Linked DNA regions of Homo sapiens: region 2 is linked to region 1. A link is an interaction called in ENCODE POLR2A ChIA-PET data of the cell type or tissue named here. Cell type or tissue: GM12878. All regions are shown on one strand.

Region 1 (8,000 bases):
TTGTGCCCTGAACTAGATTTTTTGTTTTGTTTTGTTTTTTGATGGAGTCTCACTCTGTCACCCAGGCTGGAGTGCAGTGGCCGGATCTCAGCTCACTGCAACCTCTGCCTTCCAGGTTCAAGCAATTCTCTTGCCTCAGCCTCCCAAGTAGCTGGGATTACAGGTACACACCACCATGCCTAGCTAATTTTTGTATTATTTATTTATTTATTTATTTGAGACGGAGTCTCGCTCTGTCGCCCAGGCTGGCATGCAGTGGCGCGATCTCGGCTCACTGCAACCTCTGCCTCCGGGGTTCAAGTGCTTCTCCTGCCTCAGCCTCTTGAGTAGCTGGGATTACAGGCATGCGCCACCATGCCCAGCTAATTTTATTTGTATTTTTAGTAGAAACGGGGTTTCTCCATGTTGCTCAGGGTGGTCTCGAACTCCCGACCTCAGGTGATCCGCCCGCCTCGGCCTCCCAAAGTGTTGGGATTACAGGCATGAGCCACCGCACCCGGCCTAATTTTTGTATTTTCAGTAGAGATGGGGTTTCACCATGTTGGCCAGTCTGGTCTCGATCTCCTGACCTCAAGTGATCTGCCCACCTCGGCCTACCTAAGTGTCAACTAGGTTTTTTTGAAGATAATTTTAGATTTACAGAAAGCGGCAAAAATAGTACAGAGCTCCCTTGTACCTTCCACCCAGTTTCCCCCTATATTAACAGCTTACAAAGCCATAGAACCACGATCAAAACTAGAAAGTTAACCTGGGTCACGACTACTCAACAAACCGTAGGGTGTATTAGGATTTCACCAGTTTTTGCACCAAACAGGCTTTTTTTTTTTTTTTCCTGTTTCAGGATCATACTTAGAATTTTATGTGGTCATATTTCTTAGTTTCTGCTAATCTGTGACAGTTCCTGAATCCTTCCTTATCCTTAAAGACCTTGACAATTTTAAGGGGAGGGGTCAGTTATTTTTTCGAATGTCCTTCCATTTGAGTTTGCTATTTTTTTCTTGATTAGAGTGAGATTATGCCTTTTCAGGGAGGATATCAGAGATGACACGCCCTTCTCAGTGGGACACACGATGTCAATATGTATCACTGGTGACATTAACCTTGATCACTCAGTTAAGGTGATGTCTGCCAGGATTCTTCACCGTAAACTTTTATTTTTCTCCTTGTAATTACTAAATGTTTGGGGTAGGGATATTTTAAAATTCTACGAATTTCCTGTTTCTGCATATACTTTTGCCCGCTCATTCTAATCCATCTAATCCACATCTGCCCATCTAATGCATCCATCGGTGGGACTTTCTCGTGGCAATTCTTACTATGAGTTCTAATGATGTTTTCATACTGCTTCCTTCCTCGTTTGTTTATTAACTGAAATTCTGCTGCAGGGAAGAGTCATTCCTTTTCCCTTATTTATTTATTCATTGGACTCGTTGGATATTTTATTCTTTGGGTTATAATCCAGCATTTATTTCCTTACCCAGTTATTCTAAGCTGTAGCTAGATATTCTACCATTTCAGAGCAGACACAGCCACATTGTGTCCTGTGTTACAGGTTGTCCCTCATGTCTTAAGACAAGAACAGGCACACAGCGGGTATTCAGCTCATCTGTTCATTCATTTGACAGGTTATCTTGAGGGCCTTGTGTTAGGTGTTAGAGTTACAAGAAATAAAACAATTCCTCTGTCCGAGTGGTTTACAGCCTAGTTAGAAGAGACCTACAGGCACATTTGCAAGTCCTTATTAAAAGTATTAGGCAAGTACAGCAATGGCCCAGAAGAAAACATAGTCAACTCTACCTGGAGAAAAAGGGGTGTGGCAATTGGTAGGCAGGAAAGACTTCCTTAAGACCAAGCAGCATCCTGCTTCCCTTCTATTGTACTGCTTGCTCTATAAAAATCAATGGGCATATAAAATTTCTAGAGACACACGCCATCACACAGTTAGCAGGTACTCCAAGCCCCTGAATCTTCTAAACTAATTCCCCACATCAAACCTCAAGGGCACACTATTTAGGAAGATTTAATGCAATAAACTCAGACTCTTTATATAGTGACTATGTGCTTTTCTAGGAAAATTGGAAACAGCTAAGGTAAAAAAAAAAAAATCTGAAAAGTCATTTGTCTTAATCCAGTCTTCAAATCCAATTTCATCGTTTTTATTCCTTCACAGGGAATAATGAAGAGCAAATAAGGAATATCATCAGAGAAAGATGGACTCCCTAAGTCTCTTTACTTAATTCAATTTTCTTGTACTGCTCTTACAGTATTTTCCAAACAAAGCTGTTCTTTTCTACATATGATAGTTCAGCCCAGCAAATGTCCTCAGGAATAATAAACAAACAGTGGGGGCATATTTTCTGCCACAAATTACACTCTGCAACATTCTTCATCCAAAGCATTTTCAATTCCAAGCAAGCAAAGACACAAGGAAAATACACTGCCTTATTACAAGAACTGCACACAATAGAGAATCTGTATTCAGACACTTATTGACACTTAAACCTGTTAATATGTAACTCCTACTATTGTTCTAAAGGATGAATAAGCAAATTCTCCTGCACATATAATGTTACATCATGCACTTTAATTACAATAGTAAATACTGCCGAAAGGAATTTTACTTTCACTGTTTCATATCACCTTTTCTAATTAATGTCAATGTGTCTTTTCCATGTAAGAGAGCATACAGCAGAGGCACATATGTGTTGTGTCTTTGTGTATCTGCCCAAATGTACACATATTCATGAATGCACATACAAATAAGCTCTTATGCACACAGAGTAACCCCCATGTTAGCATGCATTTATAAATACAGCTGGCCCCACCCCGAGCATGCATGGAGTATACACAAACAGCATAAAGGCCAGTTGACTTCCTTTTGCTTTTATAGGAGATTGACATAAAAAGCTAAAAAAAGACAAGTAGACACTTCATGGAGCCTGTGATTAAGAGAGAAGCTAATGAGACAGATGGGCTGATGCATAAAGGGAACTTCAGCACACCAGCCCACACTCAGTAAAGATTTACCGTGCTTCACTGTCTCCGTTTCAGTCTTCATCATGTGGCATGCTACTTACATTACTCTTGTCCCCAGACCACAGACACACCCCGCTTTTCTCTGCCCAGACCTCCCTAAATTAGGATTATCAAATGACACAAGATAGCAGTCTTCTGCTTTAATGTTGTTATTCAAGGTTTACTCACAGGCAATATTTACTATAAAATCTTGTGGTTTGGCCGGGCACGGTGGCTCATGCCTGCAATCCCAGCCCTTTGGGAGGCCGAGGAGGGTGGATCACCTGAGGCCAGGAGTTCGAGACCAGCCTAGCCAACATAGTGAAACCCCATCTCTACTAAAAATACAAAAATTAGCCAGGTGCAGTGGCGCACACCTGTAGTCCCAGCTACTTGGGAAGCTGAGGCAAAAGGATTGCTTGAACCTGGGAGGCAGAGGTTGCAGTGAGCCGAGATCGTGCCATTGCACTCCAGCTTGGGCAACAGAGCAAGACTCTGTCTCAAAAAAAAAAAAAAAAAAGGAAAAAAAATCATGTGGTTTACCGCTTAACAGAGAGTGGACAATTCTGTTACAGGGCTTACCAGAATATTTTTGGAAAAATTCTGTAAACATAGAAGAATTTCTGAGCCAGAAAAATGAGAAGCAGAAAAAATAATTCATATGAATTTTTAAATTTTTATACAATAGATTTTGCCTCTGATATGACTGCTTCTCTAAGCTATTTCCACATGTGATTACTGTCTCTGAGAGCTCACTCCATGCCATAAGAAATTGCAGAGTTATAGAAATAGCATATGTAGAGGGCTCTACAATTTACAAAACATTTTCAATGCATTATCTCATTTGATCATCACAATACCCCTGTGAGACAGATATTATAATTATTTCTATTTTATAGAGATGCGGAAAAAACCCTCAGATTTTGAGTGATTTCCCTAAGGTCACAAAGCTGATAAGTTGCAGAACTGAGATTCAAAACTAGAATTTCTGATATTGTATTTCATTTTCTCCCACTACATTAATTTTATTACATTTTTCTTGAATTCATTTTTGGTTCTATTTTATAATAGTAGACTCTATAAATTCTGCTCATTACATAAACATTTTATGTGCTTCTAAATGAAACTGACTCTTTAATCTCTAAATTTTTTGGTAACGTTCTATTTTCTGGTTAAACTAAAATGCCCAGGTTCCCTTATCATCTGCTTTCTTTATTCCCTGGAATCTTCCTTTTGAGAGATATGATGTTCCATTATCTGAGGATCTGAGGATTTCTAACTATGTTGACAAATCTTCCTTTTGCTTTTTAAAAACTGTTGCTGCACATATTGCTGAGTAGCTTTCAAATTTATCCACTACGACTTCCACGCTCATATCCTAATATTTATCACAATGGCTACCCCATTCCAGAAAATCTGAAGAGTTCTACATTTGTACTCAACCACATCTACTTCTCGAATCTTCTTTCTCTGTCACTGTTATTCCCAAGATCCTGGAATTAAACAGAAGAGTTTTCCTTTCTGGTCAGTCAGTTCATCCTTCCAGAGCCAGCCCAAAGGGTGCTTTAACATCACTCCTTCTCAGCTGAGTACTTTCTGATGTTATAACATGCTTACCTACAACACTATCTTATGCAGGGGGCAAAAGGAAGAGGTAGCTTTAAAAAGACAGATCCATTTATGTGCCAGCACAGCCTGATAACTAGAGTAGCAGGAAAAAGAGAAAAAAAAAAAAATCACAAGACGATAGATCAATGGGACATTAGATAAGCCCCCCTTTTTGGGGTGTGTGTAGGGGATTCTTGACTGTGGTCACTATATTCCAGCAGTGACACAAGTTAGAGCTTCTGGGGCTGAAGTCCGCATTGTCTAAACAGGACAGTCAGACTTTGGGGCAAACCATCCTCCCATCTTATTGCCCAATTCCACTTTCCCTGCTGTTTTAATGGGATTATTTTGGAATCTGCTATTTCTGTCTCACTCCTTTTCCCCAAACTGTCATATAAGTACTGCAGCTTGACTACTTCCCAGCTGCCAAATTTCACTCCAGAGATGGCTGTATTTCAGTGGCAAGTGAAGTGATGATCCCTCTGTGTCATCGAAATACTCATTTAAGGGGTTAAGCATCTGGAAGAGGGTTGCCTTTGTGCATGAACAGAGTGTTTTTGTTTTGGTTTGTTTTATTGTCTATCCTGGAGAAGGAGGTCATTAGCTCCACCTGAGCAAGATGGAAGACACACACCAAAAAACACTCTATGCAGCCACTAAAATGCACGGGGAAAACAGAAACAGTGACCGCTTTTCATAGGTTCTTTTCCACAGGGACTTCAAAGTCTTAAAGCATCAAGGTTGCAAAATGATGGTAATTTTTAGAGGTGGAAGAAACCTCTGAGAGCAAACCACTCATGTTACAGATGGAGAACTTGGAAGCACAGGGTCACTGAGTACCTTGGTCAAAGCCCCCCCCCCCCACCCGCCGATTCATTCCCAAGTCCAAGGGCGTTTCACTTGAATTTTGAATTTGGCTTTATCTGCAGACACACTCAGAGTATCACATCTCCGTCAGTCAAGTCAAGCACAGACCCAGCTTCTAAAGCACACGGCATCAGCACTGAATTCTTGTTTTGTTTGGCTATGTTTATTTGTTTAGGTACTCAGGAAAATCTCCACCAGGAAAAAATACAGGGTGTTGAACAGAGGGGGAACAGAACACAGTAGATACAGTAGCAAGAAATGTTTATTGAGCATTGACTATGTGCCAGGCCAGGCAATGTTCTCAGGTTTATATGTATACAATTCTGACAGTGGCTCTGTGGCTCCCATTTTAGAGAGAGAGAGAGAGAGAAGAATGATTATTTTGGAAGAGAAAACAAGAGGGACAGCATATAATTGCCAACTCAAAAAAAAACTACCTTCCCAAATTTTACTAAAACATTCAGCAAAAATCTAAAAAATTACCAGTGATATACTTCTCACTTATTCTGAAGAGATGATCCTTCTTAATACTTTTGGCATATAGCTGCTTCTTGCTAATAAAAAAAAAGTACTTCCAAGATGTTCTGTATATTATTTCCAAATCTTATAACAGTTGTTTCAACAATCAGTGAATGAATGATTCACTATTTGAACACTGATGAAATGAGAAGCACTAATGATATTCAGGGAGCACAGATCTTGAGTTAGGGAGAAAGGGAACTGGATGTTCATTTTCTCTTCCACCGCTGAATCCTATAATGTCAAAAGCTCTCCTATCTCACATTCCTGAATTTAGAAAACATATTTAAATGCTTCATTTCATTTGATAACCTCTAAGAGAAAAAAATAGTGATTTGAAAAGTACCATAGAATACTGTCATTTTGATAAAGCTGTATGAAAGTTGGATTTCTACCTCGAGTTTTGCCCGCACTTTGAGTAGTATGGTTTGCCAACATTGAAAGCAGCATTAGTGTAGCAGGGGAAGGTCTGTGCAGCAGTCTGCTTTAGGGTAGCAATAAGAAAGACAAAATTGTAAGCTTTGATATCAACCATTTTCTAATGTGTTTTAAGAGTAAACACAGATGATGGAATAGTCTACCTTATTTCATGAGAGTTATTACAACTATGTGAATGTTTCCATACTGACACCAGAAATCATATTATTTATAAAACTTTCAAAGAATAAAATGCTTCATAAAGAAGCCTGGTAAGTTATTTTAAAACTTTAAAGTATCCAAAATAGTTTAAAAGCTACGCCTACATATAAAACACAATATACTCTTGAATCTTTGACCCTACATTTTTTCGCTTTTCCTAAAAAAATCATTAAATGTCTCAAAATAATGCCTTTACCCAAACTGGCTATGAATTATGGAGGCTATCTACAGATTGAAGGAAGGGTGGGAGAAAAGGGAAGGGCATATTTATGCTGAAAGATAAATTTTGGGGAAGTCTGTGTTTTAAATACTTAATATCAGTAGGATTTTCTTAACCTTAGAAATGTACATTTCAACCTTTTTCATTTCATTTTCAACCTTATGATATAGATGTAGTCGAAGGGTTGAGAGGGACTCACAACCCTACAGTTTTTCTTTTTGTGTTTCTGTAGGATAAAGGAAACATTTCCTAAGAGCTGAGGGGCGGGGTGGGTTACATACGGTGCCTGAAGGGGAAAAGACCCCATGTTCGAGAATGCACTGTGTGTGTGTGTGTGTGTGTGTGTGTGTGCGCGCGTGTGTGTGTGTGTGTGTGTGCTGGGTGGGTGTGTGGATGGGGAGTAGGGGATGATATGGGCAACTCAACTGGACATGTTAAAGAAAGAAGAAAACATCTGGGTAGAGTACGTGGTGGATGTTTGAGGGCCCGAAGAGAGCAGCTGACCAGGGAGGGATACAATAGAGAAAAAGGTTCGTCAAAGACAGTAAATCCGAAGCTAAAAATGCAGCCTTTACCAAATGCAGGTCAAGGCCTAAGGAGATAAAAGAAATCTCTGAGCAGAGCCTGTTATTTAAGAGACCACTAAAAGCACCCAGGAATGGAGGGAGGAAGGTAAGAAGAACCACAATCCCACAAACAATGCTGAGTGGAAGGGTACCAAATAGTAAAGAGGTCAAGATGTGACAAATGGAGGGGCTATTATTTAGATCTGGAACCTAAAATCTGTTTAAAGTGAACTAAATAAAGTTAATTATGCATGTGCACAAAAGGTAGGATTAATTATATAATTAATCTCACTCTCTGAGGTGAATTATAGTGGGTAAAGTAAGAAAAAGGATATGGTTAATAAGAGAACAAGGTACACGTGTTCTGGTGCACCTCGATTCTTCCTTTGGGTGGTTAAGAAAAATCACCATACTGTGATAAAGACACGGTGACATCCATCTTTCTAACATGTTTGTAGAGTTATAAAAAGTAAAAGACTCATTTCACAATTTCTTAAGGATATGGATTGTCAATAAGATGCATCATTTACATTACCTAAATTGAGAGATGAGTAGCCCGATGATCT
Region 2 (8,000 bases), 210 kb before region 1:
CTCATTTAAGTAAGCACTCTTCTAGTTGCCATGATACCATCTAATTAAATGAGGTGCTTCACAGACACAAATATACAGCGATATAATCTATATGTATGCTGTTCCTTTATAACGGAATCTTCCCCATTGCCATCCCTACCCTGCCTACTTTTCTCAGATCCCTTATCATGTTATTTCACCCCAACAGACTTTTTCTGGAAAAATGATTGCTTACTACATGTCAGTTGGCTGTTCACAGTTTCAGAAATACAAGTGGAGAAACTTGGAAAACAGCATCTATCAACTTCTAGATCTAAGCTCTCTGAGAGCAAGAACTATGTTTTTTCTTCTCCATCCTAAGGCCGTGGCACTGTGCCTGATACATATTTGATAGGTGCATGCTAAGTATGTGTTACATAAATTAATTCCATGATGTGCCATATGCTAATATCCTGTCTAGTAATAACTGCTGAGGACTTCAGAATATTTGCTGACCAGGTTGTCCTGGTGTCTGATACTCCACTGAAGGACAAAACAAAATTGATCATTGATTCAAGGTTCCACTAAGAGTAAATAAAGTGTGATGTGGTATGGAAGCCATGGCATAAATAAGAAAAGTTGATGCTCTTTGACATGAATTGATCTGTTCAGCACAATCTAACCAAAGAACAAGGCAAAGTTTTCCTTCAAGCATAGAATGAGTTCCCTCTGGGATTTATAAAGTGGACCAGTACAGAGGGGGCATGGCTCCCACCCGTACCGTTTAAAACTAGTTGATTTTTAGTGTATTCTCCAATTTCACCTATCTTCCCCCTCTCAGCAATCTATTACGGATTTGTTTGCTGGAATGACTTGGAGTGGCAGGTGGGGTCAGGAGTGAGTTAGTAAGCATTTCGTTTCATCCCCAGTAAAGGGTAAGATGATTGAATCAGTCAGTCTGCTGAGATGGGGCCAGAGTTACCTGATAAATATTGGGGCCATGCCACTAGGTGAAATCTTTTCGTTAAGTGACTCTAAAATAAAATCCCAACCTAAAATTGCTGAGTCAGTGGGAATTTCTCAGGGAATCCATGTTCCGCTGGCTCTAGAAATGATTTTGATTATGAGACAAGGTATTTTGGCAGCAGGTGCTGGCTTTTATTTACCATGTTCAGAACTTGAAAGTGTCCAGTTCATTAAGTTCAAGAGCTGGAGTCGCTTAAAGGTAGACCCTGAATGATGCCTTAAGGACCCCCCACTGTATTTTCATTACACTAAACCATGGCACTTAGGCAGCCAGTAAAGCTGGAGTCAGAACTCTGATTCAGAGCACCTCATTTACAGAAAATAATTCCCCAAACTGAATTGCCTGAATTTGACTAAGTATAGGGCACCATTTTAAAAATGGCTTCATGCTGAGGTTCTAGATTTTTTTTTTTTGGAGATGGAGGCTCGTTCTGTCGCCAGGCTGGAGTGCAGTGGCGCGATCTCAGCTCACTGCAAGCTCCGCCTCCACGTTCACACCATTCTCCTGCCTCAGCCTCCCGAGTATCTGGGACTACAGGCACCCGCCACCACGCCTGGCTAATTTTTTGTATTTTTAGTAGAGATAGGGTTTCACTGTGTTAGCCAGGATGGTCTCGATCTCCTGACCTCGTGATCTGCCCGCCTCAGCCTCCCAATGTGCTGGGATTACAGGCATGAGCCACCGCACCCAGCCAGTTCTAGATATTTTGAGGTGGTAAGAATAAGGTATGGTTCCCCTACTGCTCAAGGATACTTGTTTCTCATGTGCCAGGGACCCAGGCATTGAGCCCAATAGAAAGCCATAGAAATAAGCCTGGATGTGATGCTATTCATGAATGTCACAGTCTCCTTAAACCCCATTTTATTAAACTGTTCAGGGATCCACTCGTTCAGATTATTCAACATTTACGTGCCAGGCACATCATGGTGGTGGGATATGAAGTAAAATGTGACTTGGTGCCTTGTCTCCTTCAAGGAGCTTCCAGTCCACAAGGGGCTAACAGGGAAATGAGTGGTGACTACAGCTAAAAGGCAGTTGCTCCTGTCTTCCCAGAATGGCGGTGATAAGCTAGAGGTATACCCAGGAGAGACAACCAGCAAAAGTGTGACACCTCAATCAGCACTGTTGTTTTCTTTTTCTTTTTTCATATATATATATATTTTATTACACTTTAAGTTCTAGGGTACATATGCACAATGTGCACGTTTGTTACATATGTATACATGTGCCATAGCAGAGCAAGGAGTTCCAAAACAGAATTACCGGTTTTCTTTTTTTTCTTATTGAGACAAAGTCTCACTCTGTTGCCCAGGCTGGAGTGCAGTGGTGCAACCTTGGCTTACTGCAACCTCTGCCTCCCAAGTTCAAGTGATTCTTCTGCCTCAGCCTCCTGAGTAGCTGGGACTGCAGGCACGCATCACCACGCCTGCCTAACTTTTTGTATTTTTAGTAGAGATGGGGTTTCACCATGTTGGCCAGGCTGGTCTCGAACTCCTGACCTCAGGTGATCCACCCACATTGGCCTCCCAAAGTGCTGGGATTACAGGCATTGAGCCACTGCGCCTGGCCGAATTATTGGTTTTCAAAGTGTTTCTTCTTCCTCTTCTTCATACTGTAAGAACATTCAAATGACATTTGGGGGCTTAACACCCCTTGGCTTTAGCCAGATGTGTCCATGGAAAAAAATGACATAACCAAATAGAAAATCTCTAGAAACATTATTTTACTTTTCATCTGTTTGTCAGTTCTAGTCAATGTAAAGCATAGACTACAGTCAAAGGGTGCATTCAGTCCCAAAACTGTTTACAAGCAGTGTTTAGGGAGGACAATGGGAATCTGCCTGGACCCAAACAACCTGTAATGACCTCATTTTTAAAAAATTACCTTTTCCTTCCCAGCTGTAGAAACTTCCTGCTGCTCTTCCACATTTATATAGAATTACCTGTGTCTACATCTATATATTAATCATTTCCACTTACATGCCTGCCTGTAATGGGTCTATTCAGAGTCCTATATATCTATATAGCCGTCTATCTATCTAATCCCCATATCTACTATTGTAAAATTTTTTTCTGCTTACTTCTTTTTTCCCCTGTGTTTCAACTCATTCTGATCTCTTCTCAGCATCAGAGATTATGTTTATTTTTGTGGCTAAATCTTGGTCTGCCCAACAGCAATCTTTAAAGAAACAATCTTGGATGTTTACCTTTTCTTACCTATGAGGCTTTGGTGATATATGGAAAAGGGGACCTCTATGGCAAGTTTCATGACAGGTCTGCTTGTTAAAAACAACAACAATAATAACAGTTCTAATACTATCTCCACCTTCCTGACCACTTGTCCTCTTGGAGGTCAGCTAGATGCTGGCAGTTCCCTAGGAAATGACATTATATTACCCAGAATACCACATTAATTCAGAACCTGCCACCTAGCTAACTTCTGGCTCTGGCACCCTATCCGCTGACCCCTTTGCAACAATCAGAAGCAGGAATGAATTTAGAATATAACAAAAGGGCCTCTTGGATTTTGTTAGTTGATCAAGAATCTCAGAGACACTTAAACTATATATGCATGAAATAAAATAGGCCAGGCTGGGCACGGTGGCTCATGCCTGTAATCCCAGCACTTTGGGAGGCCGAGGCAGGTGGATCACTTGAGGTCAGGTGTTGGAGACCAGACTAGCCAACATATTGAAACCCCTTCTCTATTAAAAATACAAAAATTAGCCGGGCATGATGGCGGGCACCTGTAATCCCAGCTACTCGGGAGGCTGAGACAGGAGAATCACTTGAACCCGGGAGGTGGAGGTTGCAGTGAGCCGAGACTACACCACTACACTCCAGCCTGGGTGACAGAGTGAGACTCTGTCTGAAAAAAAAAAAAAAAGAAAAAGAAAAAAACAGGCCCAAACCTCTAATCAACCCACATGTTACATGTTCACAAAAATATCCAATGGGGGTTCTGACCCAGAATATTAAAGTCCTGGTTTTAATGAGCTATGAAATGGGGAACTTAAAAAAATTACAAATGTGCAATTTCCTTTTATATTTCTTTGACTTTTAAGAACAATCTCATGCATAGAGCCCAAACTGGAGATCTGTAGCTTTTAGTGACTTTGTCTCTCAATTACCCTGGGGGAAGTTTCCTCCCCTGTCCTCCGACCTGTCTTAACAGACACAGACACATAGCATAATTCAATAGTGCTGCTGTTATTAGCAGCCTCTGTGAACCCGAGTAACCTTGCATACAAGTCTCATGGAAAGCACACATTTGCCAGTTGCTATTAATCATTGACATATTGATAGTGTGGGGGTAACACTGCGTATGCTGATACTGGGGAGGGGGCAGAGATGGGAAAGGGGCAGTTATAAATTGCTAAGTTATTGTGTTTATATTCAGCACATCTTGCAGCCAAGATTCTGTTTCTCTCTCTCTCTCTCTCTCTCTCTCTCTCACACACACACACACACACACACATACAGACACACACACAATCAGTGTAAAGATTCTGACCTATGCCTGGAAATACAATCCTAAGTCTAGATAAAGGGGAGAGCTAATGAAGGCTCACAGTTGAAGTTGTCTGATTTGTACACACCCAGCACACATTCAGACTCGATTGTATAGGTCAAATTTTCCCAGAAACATGCGATCACGGCTTTTTGAGCTCAAAACCTGTGGATAATTGTTGCTTACCCCAATATCCCACTTTCCTTCTTTTCCTTAGAAGTAGAAACCTTGGTTTTGAGGTAGACACATTGCTGCCCAACTGAATGACCTGATCTTCTTCTTGCCTTGCAAGAAGGTATGCCTAGACTTGCAAGAAGGTATGCCTAGCCTTGCAGCTAGGTATGCCTAGACTAAATTCTTGTTGACATGAAGTAAACAAAAATGTGGTATGGTTCCTCTGGCAAGTGTCTTTGGAAAGGGGGTAGGTCCTTCGTCTCTTCCTCCTTTCTGCTTTCTGGAATGGTAATGTTAAAGGCTAGAGCTATGCAGCCATCTTGTATGTGAGACATAGGCTGAGGCGGGTGCATCACTTGAGGTCAGGAGTTCGAGACCAGCTTGGCCAACATGTGAAACCCTGTCTCTACTAAAAAATACATAAAAATTAGCCAGACATGTTGGTGCGCACCTGTAGTCCCAGTTACTCGGGAGCCTGAGGCAGGACAATTGCTCGAACCCAAGAGGAAGAGGTTGCAGTGAGCTGAAATCATGCCACTGCACTCCAGCCTGGGAGACAGAGCAAGAATCTGTCTCAAAAAAAAAAAGAAAGAAAAGAAAAGAAATATACTACAGCATGGCAGAATAGAAAGGTGACAATGTTTCTGAGCCTGTGCAGTGACCATAATCACCCTGGACTGCTTACCTCTCAAAACCACTTTTATGTGAGAGAAAAATAAATGTCTATTTCTTTGGCTTGACTTCTTCTTCTTTTTTTTTTTTTTTTTTTTTTTTGGTGATATGGAACTGAACCTAATCCTAACTGTTACAAATAGACCTTAGAGGTCATAATAGACTTCATTTTACAGATTAGGAAACTAATGATTAAAGATCAACTTTGATAAATGTCTCAATCGGGAAGCAGAGTTGGCAAATTAATTACACTTCTGTTTAATCTTCTTTTTCTAAAGATAGATGATGAAGGTTCTATTTTATATGCCTATCAGTATCTGCTAAATGAATACGGTTTTATATTTCACATGTCTGTGAATTTCTGAACCTCTGAGGTCTTCCAACTGGCACATCTAATCCCAAGTCACACATATTCAAGGAATAAGCTATTAAATAATAAAAAATGTGATGAGGAATAGTAATGAACAGACTTGAGAAAATTTTCTTTTCCTGCTATGTTCATTAGATTCCACATGTCTTAATCTGCATCTTAGTACATAAATCTACAAAACTATATTAATTTTCACTGGTATTTTAGAAAGTGCTAAATGGAGATTTTCAAATTTGGGTGAAAAGTCAGTATCTGGAATGTTGAAAGGTATCTTTACTTCAATATGTGTGCAAGATAATCTATGCTGTAGCTGTAAAATATATCCCTGGATGCTTTTACAGAATAATACTGAAACACTCTCTGAAACTAATGGATATTGCTAAACTGACAAAACTCACTTATTAAATTCAATTAATGGGGACCAATAAATTAACCGCCTCTTCCTGGTGTTCGTCCGTGCCCCCTCCCAATCTTCACTCCCACAAATCATGCACTAGCCATTAAAAATAGAAGGAAACTTTCTTCCTCTATGTTAAAGTAACTTGAAATCATCTACCTTGTCTTCTAAAACTCCTCTCTTGTTGCTTTCTAAATATCCAAATGGAAAATGATCCTGGAGGAATGGGCAGTATGTGGTTTCCCCTATTCTACTAGTCTCCAACCCACACAGACAAAGAAACCCGATATCCAACAGAGGTTCTTCCCTCCTTCGTACCTCCACCCACATGGATGAATAAACCTGATCTCCAACAGAGGTTCTTCCTTTGGGCCTTCCCTCACGGTTATGGCCCAAAAAGCTAGAAAGGACAATGGGCATCCTTTCAGATAAAGAAATACGCTACAGAAATGAGCAGCAGAATCACAGTCCTGAACTCTGCAATAAATTTTTACTCATGCGGTAAATGCCCATGGACAGGGGTTAACCTCTAGCATTTGCACGCAGCCACCCGTTCGCTCTTGGCTCCTGGTAAGCACTTACAGGCATTTAAAGATGTGCAAAGGGTATAAGTCTTCAATGCTCTCTGCCCCTCATAAGCATCTCTGATAATATCCAACATCTACTTAAATGCTAGCTTACCTTAAAGATAAACTCTCCTTCTTTATTTCATTCCACCAGGACTGAACCCTGACTTGGGACTATTTGCCTTGAAAAATGAGTTTTCTCCAGCTCTGCAGAGGATGGCTGCTGTGTATAATGGTCTCTGAAATGCTAACGGAAGCCAAGAAATCACCTGACATGAACTATGAAGCTATTAGTTATGAAAAGCAATATCGATATTTACCTTCTAACTCTTCATGCTGGAGGGTAAAGCAGCACAACCTGGACGTGCCTGGTGCCGAGCCAACATAAAGAGAACATCTGCATCTTCCCTCCTCTACCATTTTTGAAATGGAAATAATGCTTATGGTGGTAATAATGTGGTGACTGTCGTTCAAAGCCCCTTCACACACATTATGATCTGATCTGCTCCTCCCAGGAATCCTGCATGAGGTGGATATCATGAATGTTATAATGTCCAGAAGCAGGAACTGATGTAGAAAGTTAAGTGATGTTCTCCAGGCGACCCCGACAGAGCCTGGCAGGGCTGCTGCTTTGACCCTGGAGTTGAGAGGAATTGTTCTTTCCACATCAACCCCCGCCGGACATATTTCAAAAATGCAACTGTTTTTCATTTGGGTCTATCTTTTCTTTGCTAATAGTAATCAAAGATCTAAAAGCTACAGATTTATCAAAGAACTGAAGCTACTAAAATTGTTTGCAGTGTCGTGAAAGAAACTGGCAAACACGATTTTAAGAAAAGAGGCAACTGTGACAGAAGAAATAAAAACTTGTGTTTAGGTTATCTTCAAAACTAATATTTCTAATGTACAATGCACAACTAAGATAGCTTTTTTCTGATATAAAAATAAAGTGTGATCATATGTGGAAACACAGAAAACTTAAAAAATATAAAACTGCTCCTAATATCTCCAACATGATATATCCACTATTTACATTTTGATTGTATTTTGGCATATATATATAATTTTCTTTTTTAAAGCTCACATATATCTATGCATGTTTACAAAGTTAGAATAATTCTGAATATATAATTTTGAATCAGTTCTTTCACTTAACATTGTATTGTAACTAGAATTATAAACTAGTTTTTTAAAGCTAGTTAAAGGAAGAATGAAGTAAAGCCAGAAAAACCTTAAACTACAGTTTGTAACTAACTGTAAAATCCAAAAGCACTTGGCAAATGGTAAGGAATTTGGACACATAAATTAATGGAGCTAAATATTAAT

Evidence for each region. ChIA-PET counts read pairs that join two places held together with the same protein. Peaks named below come from ENCODE experiments on the same cell type or tissue, not always from the same donor. Only the 100,000 strongest peaks of a DNase experiment are listed, where the experiment ranks them.
Region 2: POLR2A ChIA-PET joins it to region 1 with 5 read pairs; 2 of 35 experiments call an interaction of 5 or more read pairs at or near these places.

The regions. Positions count from the first base shown.
Region 1 is chr6:16,574,007-16,582,006 of GRCh38, forward strand. The region is part of intron 4 of ATXN1 (ataxin 1); the gene reads right to left. Among named protein-coding and RNA genes, the nearest start is that of ATXN1-AS1, 180 kb to the right of the region's middle. In GM12878, no CTCF peak of the experiment used is centred here; a DNase peak (open chromatin) is centred at 3,025.
Region 2 is chr6:16,362,925-16,370,924 of GRCh38, forward strand. The region is part of intron 6 of ATXN1 (ataxin 1); the gene reads right to left. Among named protein-coding and RNA genes, the nearest start is that of GMPR, 130 kb to the left of the region's middle. In GM12878, no CTCF peak of the experiment used is centred here; no DNase peak of the experiment used is centred here.